2 separate regions of the Homo sapiens genome follow, and region 2 is linked to region 1. A link is an interaction called in ENCODE POLR2A ChIA-PET data of the cell type or tissue named here. Cell type or tissue: A673. All regions are shown on one strand. Links, peaks and the distances in the headings refer to the core of each region. The heading gives the core; the rest is flanking DNA.

The links. ChIA-PET counts read pairs that join two places held together with the same protein. Peaks named below come from ENCODE experiments on the same cell type or tissue, not always from the same donor. Only the 100,000 strongest peaks of a DNase experiment are listed, where the experiment ranks them.
Region 2: POLR2A ChIA-PET joins it to region 1 with 13 read pairs; 2 of 35 experiments call an interaction of 5 or more read pairs at or near these places.

The regions. Positions count from the first base shown.
Region 1 is chr15:48,343,828-48,354,211 of GRCh38, forward strand. No RefSeq gene overlaps it. Among named protein-coding and RNA genes, the nearest start is that of DUT-AS1, 17 kb to the left of the region's middle. In A673, for the core only: a CTCF peak has its summit at 8,841 (motif pointing left); a DNase peak (open chromatin) is centred at 8,794.
Region 2 is chr15:48,107,372-48,117,755 of GRCh38, forward strand. It overlaps LOC124903485 (a long non-coding RNA gene), which reads right to left and starts at 2,751. Exons shown (of 2, transcript XR_007064619.1): 1 at 2,570-2,751. In A673, for the core only: a CTCF peak has its summit at 5,031 (motif pointing right); a DNase peak (open chromatin) is centred at 5,060.

The sequences.
Region 1 (10,384 bases), core at 1,195-9,194:
ATTTTATAAGGGCACTATAATGCATTCATGAGGGCTCAGTCCTTAGGACTTAAACACTTCCCGTTAGGCGCTGCCTCCCAATACTGTTGCATTCGAGACTAAGTTCCCAGCATGAATTTTGGGGGACACATTGAGACCACACCAGTGACTTAAAATGCAGGCCCTTATGCCTTCAAGTCCATATGTGCAGTATCTTCAGCCTCTTCCAAGTGGTAGAGGTAGAGAATGTAGAGAAGAGAGAGTTTAATTTCTTCATACCCGGAATGTTTCCATCTGTGTACCATGCTTAAAGGAACATGCTCAGATATGAAGCTGCTCGGGAAATTAGAGATTTGGAGTATGTCCATGGGGTTAGGTGAAAGACCCAGGATGTTTTGTTTAGAGAAGAAATGTATCGGGAATGGGAGGAATATGGGGGAAGAAGTGGCTATTGAAAGTCCCTGGGATATGATAGATGTCCTTAGATTAAACACTTAGATGGGGCTGGGCACGGTGGCTCACGCCTGTAATCCCAGCACTTTTGGGAGGCCAAGGTGGGTGGATCACTTGAGGTCAGGAGTTTGAGACCAGCCTGGCCAACATGGTGAAACCCCATCTCTACTAAAAATACAAAAATTAGCTGGGGATAGTGGCACGCGCCTGTAACCCCAGCTACTTGGGAGGCCAAGGCAGGAGAATTGCTTGAACCCAGAAGGCAGGGTTGCAGTGAGCCGAGATCACACCACTACACTCCAGGCTAGGCGACAAAGCAAGACTCTGTCTCCAAAAAGGACTCAGATGGAATTAGCCTTGTCACATATGACTTGAGGGACCAGAAATAGGATTAGAGGACTTAATCTATAGGAAGATGGTGGCATAGGGGCGGACTCATAGAACTTCCCTGAAATAGCAAAATTAATAAAATGAAATAAAAGCAAAATATATGCCATATAAAAGAAAATAACGTAATGGGATTATTGGAGACTCATTTTTCTGTGTTATTTCTATAAAGTTTGATTATAGTATTTTTACTGGGTGAAATGTAAAATTTAGAAAAGCATACAAAGCAAGTTTACAGTATAGTGAATAACTACAAAATAAGAACATCTGAATAACCATTACCAAAGTGACCAAGCAGAATATTGCCAGGAGTACATTCCTTCTCAATCATACGCCACCTGTAGGGGTATCCATTCTTTTGACACTTAATTTCCTTTTCCTTAAAGTTTGCAACCTAATCAAGCCTAAGTTTCGCTTTGCCTGGTTTTGAACTTTATCAATGTACTCATTAATTCTTGGGTCTTGCTTCCTTTCCTTAACATTGAGATTTTATCCATGTTTCATATAGCTGTAGTTCATTTATTTTATTACCTTACAGTGTTCTGTTGTATTAATGCACCACAACCTTGCCAACCGAACTTGGTCATGCTGTATTATTGTTATTGCTAAACTTGGTTTTCTAATATTTTGTTTAGGGTCTTCTTTTTTATCAATGTTCACAGGAGAGATTGGCCTATAATTTTTCCCTTGTCACATTGTATTTGTCAGCTTTTGGTACCAAAATTATGCTACTTTCATAATGTGAACTGAGGAATATTCTTTCTCTCTCTTCGAATCCCCTGTGTTCCTCCCCTCTCCTCCCCTCCCCTCCCATCCTTTCTTTTCTCCTTTCTCCTTCCCTCCCCTCCCCTCTCCTACCTCCAGCACCTCTACAGTTTCTGGCTTTTCTTGTAACAGTTTAAAGAGTCAGTTGTCAATCAAGCTCTAGACAGGTTATGTGCCTTTTTTCCTCTGGTTGGTTTTAAGATTATGTGTTTGTATATGTCTTTGGTTTAGTGTAGTTGCACAACTAGGGAATAGATTACTGTTTATCTTTTGGGGATTCACTGAGTCTCTTAATCTGTGTATTGATATCTTTCATCAGTTCTGGAAAATCTCAGCATCTCTATCTCTGCATGTTTTATTATAATATTCTGAAATGTCTGCTCAAATTACAGTTATAGTTGCTTATTCTCAATTAAGTTAAAACCACTTCTTTTTATAGCAGTTTTAGGTTCACAGCAAAATTGAAAGAAAGTGCAAAGATATCCCATATACACCCTCCTCACACACGTGCACAGCCCCCTCCATTATCAGCATCCCCCACCAGGGTGGTATATTTGTTACAATTGATGAACGTACGTTGACGTATCATTTTTACCCAAAGTCTGTAGTTACATTTGGGTTCACTTTTGCTGTTGTACGTTCTATGGGTTTGGACACATTTATAATGACATGTGTTCATCTTTATTGTATCACACAGCACATTTTCACTGCCCTAGAAATCCTCTGTGCTTCATCTATTCTGCTCTTCTGACCCATGCCTGCCTACCCCTCGCTTAGCACACTTAAGCAACCACTGGTCTTTGTACTGTCTTCATAGTTTTGCCTTTTCCAGAGTCTTACATAGTTGGAATCATAGGATACAGCTTTTTCAGATTGGCTTCTTTCATTAATGTGCATTTCCATTTCTCCTGTTATTTTCTAGGAGTTTTACAGTTTCACATTTTACATTTAGTTCTGATCCATTTTGAATTTTTTTTTATGATCTTTTAATTTTTGAATTGTAAGGGTTTTTATTCTGGATTAAAGTCCAGGATCAGGTATATGATTTGCAAATATTTTCATTTATTATTTGAGTGTCCTTTCACTTTCATGATGGTGTCAAGAAACACAAATTTTTAAAATTCTGATTAGGTCCAAGTTATCTTTTTAATGTTGTTTGTGCTTCTGATGTCATATATTACATAATGCAAGGTCATAAAGATTTTACACCTAATTTTCTTCCAAGAGTTTTATAGTTTTAGCTTTTACATTTGGGGCTTTGATCCATTTTGACTTGACTTGGGTATGTGGTGTGAGATAGAGGTCTAACTTCATTCTTTGGCATGTGGATATTCAGTTATTCCAGCATTTGTTGAAAAGACTATTTCCCCATCTAATTGTTTTGGCATCCTTGTTGAAAATCAATTGACCATAAATATAAGGACCAATTTCTGAATTCTCAAGTCTGTTACATTGATCTTTATTTGTTAGTCTTTATGCCAGTATCACACTGCCTTGAGTACTATAGCTTCTATGAAGTTTTGAAATTAGGCATCCTCTCTCTCTCTCTCTCTTTTTTTTTTTTTTTTTTTTTTTTTTTGAGATGTAGTTTCGCTCTTGTTGCCCAGGCTGGAGTGTAATGGCATGATCTCAGCTCACTGCAACCTCCACCTCCCTGGTTCAAGCGATTCTCCTGCCTCAGCCTCCCGAGTAGCTGGGATTGTCACCACGCCCGACTAATTGTTTGCATTTTTAGTAGAGACGGGTCTTCACCATGATGGCCAGGCTGGTCTTGAACTCCTGACCTCAGGTGATCCACCCGCCTCGGCCTCCCAGAGTGCTGGGATTACAGGCATGAGCCACTGTGCCTGGCCTAGGCATCCTCTCTGTGTCTCTCTGTATATGTGTCCATATTTCCCTCTTCCTCAATGTAGTATGACCTCATCTTGATTACATCTGCCAAGCCCATATTTCCAATAAGATCACATTTACAAGTACTGGAAGTTAGGACTTCAACATATCTTTTTAGGGGACACATTTCTACCCACTACAGATATAATTAATAGTATTTTTCCTCTCTTGTGATGTCTTTGTTTTTGGCATTAGGACCTCATAGAATGAGATGGAACGTTTTCCCTCTTATGTTTTTAAGTTTGTGAAGATTGTTTGAATTCTTTAAAGGTTTGAAATTTACCAGTGAAACCATCTGCATCTGCACATTTCTTTGTAGAAAGCTTCGATTACTAATTAAGTGTATTTAATTGTTATTGGTCTGTCCAGATTTTCTATTTCTTCTTGAGTTTGTTTTGGTAGTTTATTAGGGCTCTCTCAGAGGGACAGAACTAATAGGATGGATATATATATATATATATATAGGTGAGTTTATTAAATAGTAACTTACACGATCACAAGGTTCCACAATAGGTTGTCTGCAAGCTGAGGAGCAAGGAGAGCCAATCCGGGTTCTAGGGCAAGAAGCATCCTACATGGAATAAAGATGTAGGTGCGGAGGCTAGGCCCATCTTTCCTTTTTCACATTTTTCTGCCTGCTTTATATTTGCTGGAAGCTGACTAGATTGTGCCCACCGGATTAAGGGTGGATTTGCCTTCCCCAGCCCACTGACTCAAATGTTAATCTCTTTTGGCAACACCCACACAGACACACCCAGGATTAATACTTTGTATCCCTCAATCCAATCAAGTTGACACTCAGTATTAACCATCACAGGTAGTTTGTGTCTTTTTAGAAATTTCTCCATTTCATCTAGGTTATCTAATTTCTTGGCATACGCTTGTTGATAGTGTTCTTATAATCCTTTTTATTTATTTCCTTTTTTTTTTTTTTTTTTTTTGAGACAGAGTCTCGCTCTGTTGCCAGGCTGGAGTGCAGTGGCGTAATCTCAGTTCACTGCAATCTCTGCCTCCTGGGTTCAAGCGATTCCCCTGCCTCAGCCTCCTGAATAGTTGGGACCACAGGCATGTGCCACCATGCCCGGCTAATTTTTTTTTTTTCTTGTATTTTAGTAGAGATGCGGTTTCACCATATTGGCCAGCATGGTCTCGATCTTCTGACCTCAGGTGATCCACCTGCCTTGGCCTCCCTAAGTGCTGGGGTTACAAGCGTGAGCTACTCCACCCTGCCAATCCTTTTTATTTCTACAAGGTCAATAGCAATGTACGTCTTTCATTCCTGATTTTAGTAATCTGAGTCTTCTCTCTTTTATTCTTGGTTAGTCAAGATAAAGATTCATTACTTTTATTGATATTTTCAAGAATCAAAAGTGGTTTTGATTTTTCTGCTTTTTATATTCTCTACTTCATTTATTGCCACTCTGATTTATATTATTTTCTTTCTCATTGCTTTAGTTTTAGTTTGCTTTTCATTTTCTAGTTTCTTAAGGTAGAGGATTAGATTATTAAATTGAGATTTTTCTTTTCTTTTTAAATATGGGCCTTTACAGTTATAAGTAAGAAGTAAAAAAGAAAATAAACTGGTTTTCTAGGAGGTGGAAGCCTTATGCTAATGAGGCTTGGTTCCTGAGCTCATTGAGCTTTGCATTCCCATTTGCTAGATTCCTGCTGGGGGCAAAGGGAGACCAGGGAAGTGTCTTTTTCTAAAGGCAAGTTCTTCTGCACTAGAAAGGAAACCAAAGTTATTTACTTATGGCCAAGGAGAAGACCTTATGATTTTCAGATTAACTAATAATTGAATAGTAGTAACCATTTTGCCAGTCTTAGTAATTTCCCAGCAGAAATCAGGCAGTTGTCTTCTTTCTTGACAGTCTGCCTCACTCACTAATGATGCCCACTGTTCATTCCTGTCCTTGGTGCTATATGTACATCAGAAGAGAAATAACAGGAAGTCTTCTAAAGATGAATCTGATGCTCCATCAATTAATTGACTTCAGTGGGGCTATTTGCAGAGGAAGCAACATAGTATTATTTAAACAGTTGGCTTGGCTGGGCAAGGAGGCCAGGGCCTGAGATCTGAGTTTCATAGCACCTTCCCTTCACAGTACTATACTTCCTGGCCATTTCCATCCCACCTTGCAGGAAATTGGTACCTCAACTTCTTTTTCATCTTTTCATATTTTATCAATGGAAGAATAGGGTAGGCTGGAGGGCCAAGATATGCAGACACCTGGAGTGTTGTGAAGCGAGTACATGAGAGATTGGGGTTAATGGGCCTTGAACATAACTGGCAAAATTAAATGAGTATTGAATAGTCCAAGTAGTCACATAGAAAGCATTCTCAGCAGAACTCCTACCCCAATCCCCTTGTGTTGACTGTCTGTTGACTGTCCCCAGACCACCTATGTCTTACTTGCCCTTCTTTCCCCCTGCGTCTTCACCTCCAGCAGGGCTCCCTGGTAGGACGGTACCAATAGTTCATACTATCTATGCCATCCAGCTTCCTTTCTCTCCCTACTGTTTATTTCTACTACATACCCTAAGGTAGTGGGGATCGCCTATCAGTTACCAGAACTGCAGATTACATAGGATAAAAGTAACTCACGAATGGAAAACCAAACATCGTATGTTCTCACTGATATGTGGGAGCTAAGCTATGAGGACGCAAAAGCAGTAGAATGATACAATGGACTTTGGGGACTCGGGGGGAAGAGTGGGAGCAGGGAGAGGGATAAAAGACTCTACACTACAGAGGGTGCAGCGTATACTGCTCGGGTAATGGGTGCACCAAAATATCACAAATCACCACTAAAGAACTTACTCATGTAACCAAATACCACCTGTACCCAAATAACATATGGACAAATAAAATAAAAAAATTTAAAAATCATATGGGCCAAAATTCAATTATAAGATGGTCAGCCCTCTGTATCTACGGGTTTTGTGTCTGTGAATTCAACCAACCATGGATCAAAAATATTTGAAAAAAGAAATAGGTGGTGTGCCTGTACTAAACGTGCAGACTTTTTTTCCTCTTGTTATTCTTGCCTAACCAATACAGCATAACAACTTTTTGCATAGCATTTACATTGTATTGGGTATTATAAGTAATCTGGAAATGATTTAAAGTATACAGGAGGATATGCATAGGTTCTATGAATATGACACAATTTTATATAAGGTACTTGAGCATTCTAGGATTTTGGTATCTGCAGGGGGCAGAGAGATCTCCCGGAACCAATCCCCAGTGGATACTGAGGGACCACTGTATTAGCAGTAATATTTATAGATTCACAGAATATCTCCGGACATAGAGAAAACTTTACACACAAAATCCATGCTAACAAGCATGTGAACATTCTAGTAAAGATAATAGTATAATTCTTGATCAAGCATTTAAAACCATTTCATCTTCCATTCATTAATGTAAAATATATAGTTTTATTGGTAACTGACCTAGTCCTTTTATTTTTATTTATTTATTTGTTTATTTATTTATTTGAGACAGAGTCTCACTCTGTCGCCCAGGCTGGAGTGCAGTGGTGTGATCTCGGCTCACTGCAACCTCGGCCTCCTGGGTTCACATGATTCTCCTGGAGAATTACAGGCACCCGCCACCATGCCCAGCTAATTTTTGTATTTTTAATGGAGACTGAGTTTCACCATGTTGGCTAGGCTGGTCTTGAACTCCTGACCTCAGGTGATCCACCCGCCTCGGCCTCCCAGAGTGCTAGGATTACAGGTGTGAGCCACCATGCCAGGCTGACCTGGTCCTTTTAGCTGAGAAATACCATCTAGTATTATCATCCTAAGAAGAGAGCTGAAATGGGGAGGAGTAACTTCTCAAAAGGGAAGATAAAATGCCTTTTGTGAAAAGATGCTTCTCCACTGGAGATGGGTATGTAAGCAATGTTTTGATGTTGCTCTTTTTCTTACTGAAAAGGGAATGAAAAAATGGAAAAGAAATTATAACTGAAACAAATTTTCACTGGAAGAATTATCTCAAGAAGCATATGATTAAAAAATATTAAAAAGTCTTTCATGGCAACTAAACACATTTAAGTTGGGAAGATTCTAAAAGATCCAGGATATCTCATAAAGAGGATATCTCATAAAGAAAAAGTCTAATAACTACGAGAGCAAGATTAGAGAGAAGAGTTAAGATTAACAAACTACCGGCCGGGCGCGGTGTCTCACGCCTGCAATCCCAGCACTTTGGGAGGCCAAGGCAGGCAGATCACGAGGTCAGGAGATTGAGACCGTCCTGGCTAACACGGTGAAACCCTGTCTCTACTAAAGATACAAAAAATTAGCCAGTGTGGTAGTGGGCACCTGTAGTCCCAGCTACTCGGGAGACTGAGGCAGGAGAATGGCGTGAACCCGGGAAGCGGAGCTTGCAGTGAGCCGAGATCGTGCCACTGGCACTCCAGCCTGGGCGACAGTGAGACTCCGTCTCAAAAAAAAAAAAGATTACCAAATTACCAAATTATGTCTAGGTTTGATCATATGTTTTCAAAATGGGTTTACCTATGAGTAAAGAAACTTCTAGGAGAATATATATCAAAATGATGATATCTTTGGCTGTTGGAATTGTAGGTAATTTTTTCCTTTTTGCATGATCTATATTTTAACTTTTTTTTTTTTTTTTTTTTTTTCTGATACGGAGTCTTGCTCTGTCGCCCAGAGCTGGAGTGCAATGGTGCGATCTCGGCTCACTGCAACCTCTGCCTCTTGGGTTCAAGCAATTCTCCTGCCTCAGCCTCCTGAGTAGCTGGGATTATAGGTGTGCGCCACTATGCCCAGCTAATTTTTTTTGTATTTTTAGAGAGACAGGGTTTCATCATGTTGGCCAGGCTGGTCTTGAACTCCTGACCTCATGGTCTGCCCATCTCAGCCTCCCAAAGTGCTGGGATTAATTACAGGCATGAGCCACTGCGCCCAGCCTATTTTAACATTTTTTAAACATGAAAACTATATTACTTGACTAAGAAACGATTAAAATTTTATTATAAAATACTTTTGTTAAATTTGTATTGCATTTACTGCTTTAACAAATACTTTTAATATTGAAAATATATGGGAACATTATAAATTACAAATTTTGAAGTAAAAAATGAGCCTGATCTAATGAAAAAAATAGTAACTTTGGGAGTTTTACATCTGAGTTTAAGCTCTGTTCTTTTACTAACTAAAATATCTTCAATAAATAAAGTAAACTTCCAGATCCTCAATTTTTATCATAAAATAAAGAGAGTCGGTCGGATAATCTCGGTAGTCTTCTCCCCCTCTCCCGTTTTACGAATCTTGAATAAGACCAGACTGTACAGCCGTGGCAAATTACTGCCACCTGGTGGCAGTTATCTAAGGTGAGCTAGCTGTATTTAAGGGATAGAATCACCATCATTCATGCATACTTGTGTTTGCCTAGCATCTATGTGCCAGGCAAGTGTCAGCATTATTGTTTATCCAATTTAGTGTTTTTCTAGATGATGTAGGTGAAACAACCAAGACATAAGCTGTGACATGCTAGCTGTGTGACCTTAAGGACATCATCTAACCTCTTGAGTCTGCCTTTCCATCTGAAAAATAAAGTTAATAATATCCACCTTACATTATTAGAAGACCTAGAGATGATAGGTGTAAAGTATCTTACACAGTCCATGGCAAAAGTATTTAGTCAATAAATGGTAGTAGTTATCCTTAGGAAGGTTACCATCTGTAGCAGGGGAAATAAGACAAATATAGGCATCTGTGCAAATATAGGTAGTGTGACATATATGATGTGCATGAAAATACAAAGAGGGCATGAGGTATATTCAAGAAATGGCAAAACCAAAGTTCCAATGGACTGGAGTATAAAGGACATGTAGGGAATTGTTGGTAACTCTTCTGGAATGGTAGGTTGCAGATCTGCTCTAGAGGGTCCTAAACGTCAAGGAGGCAATGGCCAGTCACAGAAGAGTTTTGGACTAAGAATAATATCACTAGAGCTGAGCTTCAGCAATACTGATATTAATCAAATGTCTGACAATGAGGTTAAGAAGCCAGGTAATGAGCACAGAGGATGGCAAAAGAAAGGTGGGTGGAGACCGAGCGTGGTGGCTCACATCTGTAATCAAAGCACCTCGGGAGACTGAGGTGGGCAAATTGCTTGTGCCCAGGAGTTCAAGACCAGCCTAAGCAACATAGCGAAACCTAGTCTCTAAAAAAATTAGCCAGGCATGATGGCTCACACTTGTAGTCCCAGCTACTCGGGAGGCTGAGAGATGGGAAGATCACTTAAGCCCAGGAAGTTGAGGATGCAGACCTTTGGTAATTACCCCAGGCAACGAGGCTGTTTTACAATGCGGCATAATCATGCCACTGCACTCCAGCCTGGGCAACAAAGTGAGACTCTGTCTCAAAAAAAAAAAAAAAAAAGAAAAAAAAGAAAAGAAAAGAAAGAAAGATGGAAGCCAGGTGCAGTGACTCACGCCTGTAATCCCAGCACTTTGGGAGGCAGAGGCGGGTGGATCACAAGGTCAGGAGATCGAGACCATCCTGGCCAACATGGCGAAACCCCGTCTCTACTAAAAATATAAAAATTAGCTGAGCGTGGTGGCGCATGCCTGTAATCCCAGCTACTTAGGAGGCTGAGGCAGGAGAATCGCTTGAACCAGGGAGTCGGAGCTTGCAGTGAGCCAAGATCACGCCACTGCACTCCACCCTGGCGACAGAGTGAGACTCCGTCTCAAAAAAGAAAGAAAGAAAGAAAGATGGGTAGGAATGACACTGAAAAACTGCAGAACTGCAATTGTGAGTGAATCTTTACAAATGAACTACCTGAGACAAAGGGAAACTAAGAAGTATTTGGTGTCAGGACACCAACCAGCCATAGCAGTTGTAGGACTAAACTCCAGGGTTCCTGGCC
Region 2 (10,384 bases), core at 880-8,879, 240 kb before region 1:
CTGTAAGGTTTAGCATGGTAAAAACAAACACAAACAAACAAAAAACCAACTCCCTCACTCAATATCCCCCCTCCAGCTGCTATTCAATTTTTTCTTTCACATATAGTTAAAAAAAAATTAATTTCCACTTCTAAGAGTTTACTCCAATTTTACATCTACACAAAGGACTCCATTGAAACGTCTCTGAAAGACACCCATGTTCTCCGTGCTGGCAAATGTTAGGGGATGTTTCATATTTCATCTTAACCCCTAACTGCTCCCTCCTTTAAAGCCGCCCACCTTCTACTCTGGAAATACCACATTCCTCTGGTTTTCCTACTACCTCAGTGACCCTGTTTCTGAAATTCATTTGCCAGCTTCTCCTTGCCTGCCTGGCTGCACCTCTGATCTCTAGACCCCTATATTCAACTGCCCACTTGACACACAGGTGTTGGAAGGACAGCGGGCTGTAGGGTGGCAAGAGAGATGACAAGGGACAAGTCAGGAGGCTATTGCAGAACTCTGGGCAACAGATGATGGTGGTGATGGATATGGAGAGGAGTGAGTTAACTCAAGAGAAGTTTAGGAAGCAGAGTTATCAGAACTCAGTGATTGATGGATGCTGTGAGGGAAGGGAGAAGTAGGAGTCACAGATGACAACCTGGGCGGCATCATTCACTGAGATTGGAAATGGGGAAGAAAGATGGGCCACATATAATACATCCTTTAGAAATGTTCCAGAAACCTGGTTTCTCCCAGCTGAGCTTTTAAGAGGTTTTATTCCCCTGCAAACAAAACAAAACAAAAAAACTGATATGTAGATACTGTCCATCAAGATCCACACACTCTGACCATCCTTGTCTTCCAACGTTACATGGACCATGTTTATTTGCTCAGCACTCTGTCTCCAGTGCTAGCACTGCATCTGGTATACAGCAGGTGCTCTATGAATAGTTACTCAGTAACTGAAAACCTAGTTAGCAAACCCTTATGAACAGTTAGGGACTACAGAAGAATGGGTGCTTCTTAACTTCTCTGTGCCTCTCCTTCCTCATATATAAGATGAGAATATTAGTGACAAATTTCTCCTAAAGTTATTGTGGGAATTAAATATCATAATAAATGTAAATGCTTAGAGCAGTGCATGCTCAAAAGAGCTATTTTGATTAATAATATACATAATTAATAATAATATATTTTAGGAAACTTCTACTCTGCCATGTAGAAGGGCCAAATGACTTTCATGATTTTTTTTTTTTAACAGAAAACTGTGGATCTTCAGGAGAGTAAGACCTGGACTTTGCTGAAACTTCTGAGCTCTGCTTCAGTCTCCTAGGCGCAAAGACCTGGTCTCTATGAAGCTCAGTGTCTGTGAGACGCTACCATCATGGCAGCCCCCGTTCATGTTTCTCTTGCTGACCTATCCTCTGCAGGGGAAGCCAAGTCTGCTAACGGGGTGGTGCCGTGCGGACACTCAATGTTGCAGTTAAACCACATCCCTTAAGAAGGAAACCTAAGGTGGCTGCTCATTTGAGGTTCTCCAGTGGCCACACCAATGATATGAGTGTGAGTCCACATGCAGGACGATTTAATGGCTGTGCAGTCATGCTCAAAAGGTAAGCACAGAAGGCGGAGAAGGACAGCCTGCCCTTGAAATGAAACCTCTTGTTCCCTTTGTATCCAGGAGGAAAATCTCATTAGAAAGATCCTCCAGAGCCACAAAAATAAGCACATGCGTCAAAAGGAGGGCAGAAAGCCCAGGACACGAGGCGGGGGGGCGCTGAGATAAAAAGATTATAGCTAGAAAACAGCCAATCCCACCATCATAGCTGCTGCCTCATCCCTTCCACACTTTCCAGACCCCCAAACTTGGCGGAATAACAGGGTCTGCTGTGGGAGACTAAGAGGCGGCCAGCCCAGGGCTCAGTGCACTGCCGCAGTGCTCTGCCATCAGTAGCAACCAGCATTTGCCTGGTGCTCTGGGGTTTACAAAACTCTTTCATATAGATATAAAGGAGATAATGTTTTCAAAATGCCTTCCAACTTTTTTTTTTTTCATTTCCTTTTGCCTTATGGCTACCCACGCATTGAATCAATGGCATTCATTGCTTCAAGTAAAGGCCAAACACAGCCTAGAACAAAGGAGTCATTCCCCAACTTCAAGTGTCAAATGCAATTTTTTTCCTTCTATCCACAGAGGGCAACAGTTTTAAAAGCCAAGATTTGTTGAAGGAAAAAAGAAAGCATTTTCTAAAATCTAAAACTCACTGTTTACATATCAAGAGTAAAGTTTGGAAGTCTGAGCATAGAACTCTACCAGGCTACCGAGCAGGCTGAGTCTATCAGGGAGATGAAGTCACTGAAGGTAGAGTTCTTCAGAGGCTGTCACTGAGATGAAGTTGGGAGTACAAGATATTTATTGGGCTCAGGAACTGTGAGAGGGAGCAGGATCGGGAAGTGGGAGAAGTCAAACTTCAAAGTTAAGTCCAACAAAGCCTCAGCTAAACCAGAGGGCAGCTCCGAAATGAATATTAGCCACTAGAGCTGTGTGTCGGGCTGAAATGGCTGGGCTTTTATGTCCCTGCCTTACCTGGACATGGGCTGCCCTGTGAACCTCTTGCCCTCAGGTGAGGTGGCTCCCTGCTGCTGAGGAGTGCATGAAGGGGCTGTGAGCTGGCACTCATAGCAGCTGGGGTGACATTCCTTCCTCAAGGGGGATCTGGGAGGCCCACGTCCATGTAGACCACAGTGATCTAATAGTTTCAGAAAGAACTGGAAAACGAGAGAGAGAAAGGCAAAAGGTGAGATTTGTGTGTCCTCATGTTCTAGAAAAAAAGTAATATAGTTCTAATTCCTTGGACATATCTAAAACAGCAGCCCAGCAGGCCAAAACGCAAGGACCCTTTTCACAAAGACTTCTGCAGGTCATGCACTCAGCAGACAGACTTACTAGGAATGGCCATAGTTCCAGTCCCAGGAACAGTCTTGGACTGCATGGGCATGATGTACTAAGCTACTCAGATTACAATGGTCAGTCTTTATGGTCAATTCTGCTCCTTGTTCTCTAGCCCCACACCAGCCTCCTCTGCAACAACAACTGCAACAACAACAGAGATATGACAGCCTCCCTCTCTCATTGCTAAGGAAGGACTTCAAAGCACACTGAGTAATTTGCATTTCTTATCCCAGGACAGAGAGAATTATAATAAAGCATTCGTTGGCTTTTTCTCTTCAGGACCAGAGTCTTGTATGTTCAGTTCTTTGGCTTTTGAGTTCCAAACCTGTAGGAGAACTTCTAAGCCCAGCAAATTTTGAAGCATCCCTGATGAATTCCTTCATCCCGATTATTTATAATAAAGGAGGCATTAATCTCCCCACACAGGGATGGCAGCCTTCACATAGAAGACTAAGGAAAAATGATGGTGCTAACTCAGACCCTGAGGGGTTTATTATATTAAAGTGAAGGAAATAAATCTCCACACTCTATTGTGTTTGAGTCAGGGCCCCTCCACTTCTTGTTCTCACTGGCCACCCCCTCAGAACCCCCTAATGAAACAGAGCTAGAGGAGAAAATGGCAAAGCCAAGCAAGAGGCCTTTTTCCAGATCACTCCTTAAACCACCACATACTGAAACACTCAGGAAAGGCTTTTATTCAAACTCTGAGAACAAAGGCAGAGTAAGGCTAGCACAAATGAAGTAAGAGCAACAAGTATCAAAGAGCAGAGGCTAAATATCCAATTCCATTCTGTGTAAATACAGCTAATGAAAATGTCTTATCTGTTAATTTTTTCCCCAGCTGATGGCCTGCCCAATGCATTCAGTTTCATTGAGAGTTAAGGACTCTGCCAAGTTCTACTAACATAAAATGTGCTCTCATACAGTAGTACAGAGGGAAAAGGGGTTGATATTTTTGTTTTTTTATCACACAGCCTAAAAAGCATATGGTATTATCCACAATGACTGTTTCAGAAAGAATGGGGAGGAAGATTTTAACCCAGATTTGGCAAGCTCTAAAATTATTTCCACTCTAAAATATTGTTTATTTTAAATAATATTTGATCTGCAAAACTTGACTACTGCCAAAATAATTTAAACTCCCCCTTAGTATTTAGAGGACTAGAAGATGCCTTCCAGTGAAGGAAATAAAAAGTATAACTTTGAGAAGACAGTGAAGACCTCCTAGGAATTGAAAATGTTTTAGACAATTTTCACAGCATTGGAGCCATACAGCAGTAAAATTAGACCAATCTGAATTGGGTCGAAAATTAGGAATGTTCACTCATGCTCTAAACCAGTGCTGAACCCTGGTTTTAGTGCCTAACTTGAGTCTGGGAAAGGACAAGGGTCTGGGGAAGTTGGCAGGTGCCTTGTGAATATGTGAACCATTGAGTGAAATGCCATTCAACACTCAGTCATGGCTGTGGCTCCAGTTAGAAACTCATGTGATGGTTAGAGACAAAAAAAAAAAAAAATGACACTCAGTAGATAAGATGAAAGCTCCTAGTCGAGCTGATGCCCATACTGACCTCCTGTTCCAGGATCCTGAGGGAAAGCTGCCCATGCAACAGCAGCAACTGAGGTAATGAAGGCTCCACATAACAATGCATTTACATTCAAAATCCACTCTGCTCCACATTGTTCTTAGCAATCACTCACTCATCTTGCTAAATGTTACCCACGCGATCTGACTCTGCATGTTTACATTGCAAAAGGTAACTGTGAAATATGTACATTGTTTTCTGCGTGTATATTATATATTCCAGTAAAAAATTAAAAATAAACAAGTAATATTGACAAGCTGGAGTCAGAGTATGGGATAGCCCAAGCCATCTGCTTCCTTTCCCTGCCTTAGTCTTCATAGTGATCAGGGACGCCTATGGAAGCCTTCATATTGAGGGATAGGGATGCAGATAATAAAGTGCAAGGGTGATCAACATTGCGAATTCTTCATTCAGTGGCAGAGTCAGAATGCCTTTTCAAACGACAGATTTCACAGGCCTCCTAACACTACATTGGCCTGTGTTCCCTTCAAGGGAAGCTGGGAAAGCCCAACCTGTGTGGAAGCATCAGCAGGTGGAGCTGAAGAGCTAATGGAGCCGCTGAGTAAGGGGACATCTCAGACAAGTGCTTCCAGAACTGGGCAGATGGCATTTTGGATGAGATAGAAAGGCAAATGTACAAAAAACCCTGCGGAGTCCTAATAAGATAAGCGAGCAACAATAAGGAAGGGGCCCCAGGTCGGAGAGAATAATTGTTCTGAGAAACTGCTAATCACAGACAACCTGCAGACATGCTGTTTCCAAATACCTCATTCACATGTAGACCCCAGCAGCAGGACCTGATCTGCATACCTTATCTGCATGTACCCCCTCCAATATGACCCCATAAAACTTCCCTCCAGCCCCTGCCTCTTTGCAGACAGCCCCTTCTCTGCTGTGCTGCCTGTTGCACCCTTGCAATGTATCTTCGAACTTTATCAAATCTGCCTTTTTTTACCTATAACTGTCCTGGTAAATTCTTTTACCACCCATAACACCGGCCCCAGCCAGTCACACCCTCAACAAACTCAGTGTGTTATTACAGGGTCCTGTGGATGTTATCAAATAAAATTCAAGGTGGACTAGCTTATCTACTTTATACATTCATTCAATAATGTTTATTAGATACCCAGCATGTGCCTGGCACTGTGTTGTACACTGGAAGTGCTGTAGGAAATGAGGTAGACATGGTTTCATGCCCTCATGAAACAGATTCTGAGGAGGTGGCTCAGCTTAATAGTTAAGGATATTCATGCACTTTGGCATTAGACATACCTTTGTCTACATCCTGGCTTTTTCACTTATGAGCTATGGATCCTCAGATCTTGGGTAACTGACTCAATCAATCATCTATAAAGCAGGGCTTAGCAATATTCACCCCAGTAGTTCCCCACCCTCCTAAAATCACATAGGAATTTTTTTTAATACCTATCCCTAAGCCATCCTTATAGATTGTGATTCAATTGGTCTGGGTAAGTACCAAATCATCAGTAATTTTAAAACCCACCAGACACATCTATTGAGCAGCCAGTGAGAACTACTCCTCTATTCATTAGGGTCTGTGGGGGAACTGTACTGAATAGTGTACGTGAATACCTTGTGCTTAGTAAACATGTTAGCTTTGATTCCCAAACATCACAGCTGCTGTCTCACTAATCAGAGGAATCAGAGGCCCAGGTATATGGGAGAAGACTGTTAACCTGAAGCTGGGCCATGAGCAAGTAAGAGCTGAAGATCATTCTAATGGTTTTTCCCTAAGGGGAAAAAATGACTGCCAGTCTATAACTTGATCACAGCTAAATAACCACCGCTGTGTTGATTTTAATGGGTAAGCTAACTTGGCTATTTCAAGAGATGGCTTATTTATTGATTTATTTAAATTTCCATTTTTACTACAAGCCATTCAGTGCTTAATATTGTTTCATACTAGCAAATGCTAATTAGGAGTAGAATTAAGAACATATCTTAGAATCATATCTGACCCAGACCTTTCATTTCACAAATGAGAACAAGGAAGCCCTAAGAAGTGAAGTGATTTTCCCAAGGTCAAACATCCAGCAGGTGCAAAGTTTTGTTTCATTTGTTCTCAGCACAAACTTGTATAACAATTTAGCTGTATGCAACTTTACATAATACAGATGTTCTTTAATTTATGGTGGGGTTATGTTCCGATATATCCATCTTAAAAAACAAAACAAAAAAAAACTATCCTTTTTGTATAGTTATTTTAAAGAAACACATACATTTATCAAAATTTTTAAGTAAACGAAAAGTCGTAATTATAAAAAAGAAAATATAAGTCAAAATGCAGAAGGGTTCCCTAATGGTTGTATTAAATAGAATCTTCGTAAAGCAAATCACATGTGCAGTGTACTAAAATAATTTTCTGATTAAAGAATACATCTATGAATGCTTTTGGTTAAAAACAAAAAGCTTTTTGAAGATGGAGACAGTGGTTATATGGTTTTCCAATCTCTCCAAATTCCTACATAGAAATAGACAAAGCAACTAGGTAGCAAATCCAAAGACTCATGGACAAGAGTGATAATTATGTCAAGCTACCCCTATGAAACTCAAATACAAATGAGTGGGGACAAACTATCGTTATGACACCAAATATGCATGGTATCGGCTTCTATGAGAGAGAAGTACAGGATGGGCACAGGGAATCCGACTGACCTGAGAAATGGAGACCCCAAAATACACAACAGGTATTTGTAAAAGTACCATAAGACAATTCGAGAACAATAGCTACAACTATAAAAGGTTTGGCTCATTCCAATAGCGGGTGAATATAGAGGTCATAGTAAGGTCTGACCCATATGAACCCTCAAAACTGATCAGCCAGAGCTCCTTTCAGCACAGGGCCCAATGCATGGAGGTCTTAAACTACACATTGAAACTGCTACCCATGGCGGAAAAGCTAACAGGATAGAGACATTTGAGAATAAAGGGAAAGAGAAGATCCAGATAAACACAGGCGTGGAGGACTGTTGACAGAAAATCTCATGCTATTTTGGAACAAAATAACAAAGTCATGTTATTTTGGAACACTGTAAGAAACAATGAAAGAGGGAGCTCTGCGAATTGAGAAAAGCCACAGTGAATAACGCTTTCTTCTAAAAGTTCAAGAAAAAATAATTTTCTATAAAAATGAGGAAAGAAAGGCATAGAGGTTAAAGCCCACACAAAGTTATTGTAAGAATAAAAGAGCCAGGCATGGTGGCTCACACCTGTAATCCCAGCACTTTGGGAGGCTGAGGCAGCAGATCACCTGAGGTCAAGAGTTTGAGATCAGCCTGGCCAACATGGTGAAACCCTGTCTCTACTAAAAATACAAGAATTAGCCAGGCATGGTGGCACACACACCTGTAGTCCCAGCCACTCGAGAGGCTGAGGCATGAGAATCACTTGAACCTGGAAGATGGAGGTTACAGTGAGCCAAGATGGTGCCACTGCACTCCAGCCTGGGTGACAGAGTGAGACTCTGTCTCAATAAAAATAAATAAATAAATAAATAAAAGAATAAAAGATAATAAGAAGTAGAATTACATCCCTTCGGATAATAGAAGTGTGCCAGGAAGACATGTCCACAGAACAGATCAAAATTGCAACCTTCTAAAATCTAAAAAATAAAAAAAAAAAAGTGAAGGAAATCATACAGAACATAAAGAACAACCTAAATCAGAAGTAGAAAAAAAAACTCAGAAATTAGGTGGTAGGACTCTGGAAAGAATTAGATATAAAGGATAAAAGCCATCCCAAAAATTAATATCAAGCTAGAAGGAACGCAAGAGCAATAAACACGACAGATAATGTCTTCAGAGATAGAAAGGAAAAAGCTGAAAAAATTTTAAGTCAAAAAAGAAATTGAAAAGAGAGATAAAGAGGATTTGTAACCAAGTTAAAATATCGAAGATACTCAAAGAACGTCCAACATAGAAATAGTGGAAGTCTCTGGAACAAGAAATCCAGAGAAAGAGGGCAGAACAAACACTAAGAAATATAATTCAAGAAAACACTCCTGAAATAAAAGGATTTGAAATTACATTGTGAAAAAGCACACTACAGACCTAAGAATGTTGACCTACAATGACCCACACTATGATATATTCTAGTAAAATTATTGAAGTTTAAGAGAAAAAAAGGTCCTTTGGGTATCTAGAAAAAAAAGAGCAAGTGGCTTGTAAAAGAATACAAATTAGATAATTATTGACTTGTCAATAACAATGTTTTATGGTAGAAGAAAACAGAGTAACATATTTAAGATATCCAAAGGAAAAAATGCAAGCCAATGATTTTACATCCAGCAGAGCTGACTTTCAAGTATAGAGATCATTGACAAATTGTTACCAACATGATAGAATTCAAGCAATATTGTTCCCAAAGGTCCTTCCCAGCAATCTACTGAAAATAAGTTGCAGGTATCAAAATATCTAGAGAAACAACAGCCTAAGGACTGATGGCAAGCATTAAACACATAGTTACTTGTAGAACCAGGCAAAATGTGGGTTAAAAGGGAGAAACAGTAGATTTAATGACTGTAAGCTGTGGCAATGTAGACAGACTATAGTTCTTAAAAGAATAGAGGGAGAATGGAAGAGCATATGCACAAATGTTTAACTCTTCTCAGTATTTATATTGGGGGTAGTAGTAACAATATTGTTATTTTGCACTGGTATACAGGTAAAGTGGTACCATTACCTATAATTATAGGTAAATGATTTTATAATTATAAAATCATAAATTATAAAATTTTGGGTATTCCTATTTTGTCATCTCCTGTGTTCTTGGGAACCATAACCTGTGGTATGAAAGAAAGGGGACACAGAGTTAGTATAGAAAAAGTTCAGATTAAAATAAAAAGTTGTCATCATGAATTTGAATGCTAAGTATCAGTATTAACTCATGATGTATTTTGAGGTAGGAATGTGTGTGTGTGTGTGTGCCTGTGTGTGTGTGTGTCTGTGTGTCCGTGTGTGTGTCAGAGAGAGAGAGACTGAGATTTAGAAACGATGACCAACCCAGTTGCAGTGAGCCCCTCTAACAACCCAGATTCTTAGATCACAGTCTTGAAATAGAATCCACTTTAAAAAAATAAGGATTTTGGAGAAATGGGTGATTTCATATATAAGATGAGCCTGGTACATCTTTTTATACTAGGTAGTGAGGAAGCTATCAAAGATGATTAAGATCATGTCAAAGATGCTCAGAAATCGTGCTGAAGGGGCTCCCACTGGTTAACGATGAGACAATTTGAGCTTCAACATGGGTAATAATTGCAATTGATTGGAACTCATCAAATATATTTAAATAGATTAATTCATAATAACTTAATCTAATTGGTTATTTATGGAGGAAAATAGGGAACCAATTTATTGTTTTGAAAACCTATAAATAAAGAGAAAGAATCAGAAACTGGGTACCCCTGGGTATTCAAAGAGTAGATGATCAAAATCATCTCTTTGTAAGATATTCCGACTGATGAATGAAGAATAAATTAGAATTAGAATGCCATCTGTGATGGTTAATACTGAGTGTCAATTTGATTGAATTGAAGGATACAAAGTATTGATCCTGGGCGTGTCTGTGAGGGTGTTGCCAAAGGAGAATAATATTTATTTGAGTCAGTGGGCTGGGAAAGGAAGACCTACCCTTAATCTGGGTGGGCACCATCTAATCAGCTGCCAGTGAATATAAAGCAGGCAGAAAAGCATGAAAAGGCTAGACTGGCTTAGCCTCCCAGACTACATCTTTCTCAGGTGCTCGCTGCTTTCTGCCCTCAAACATTGGACTCCAAGTTCTTCAGCTTTGGGACTTGGACTGGCTTCCTTGCTCCTCAGCTTGCAGATGGCCTGTTGTGGGA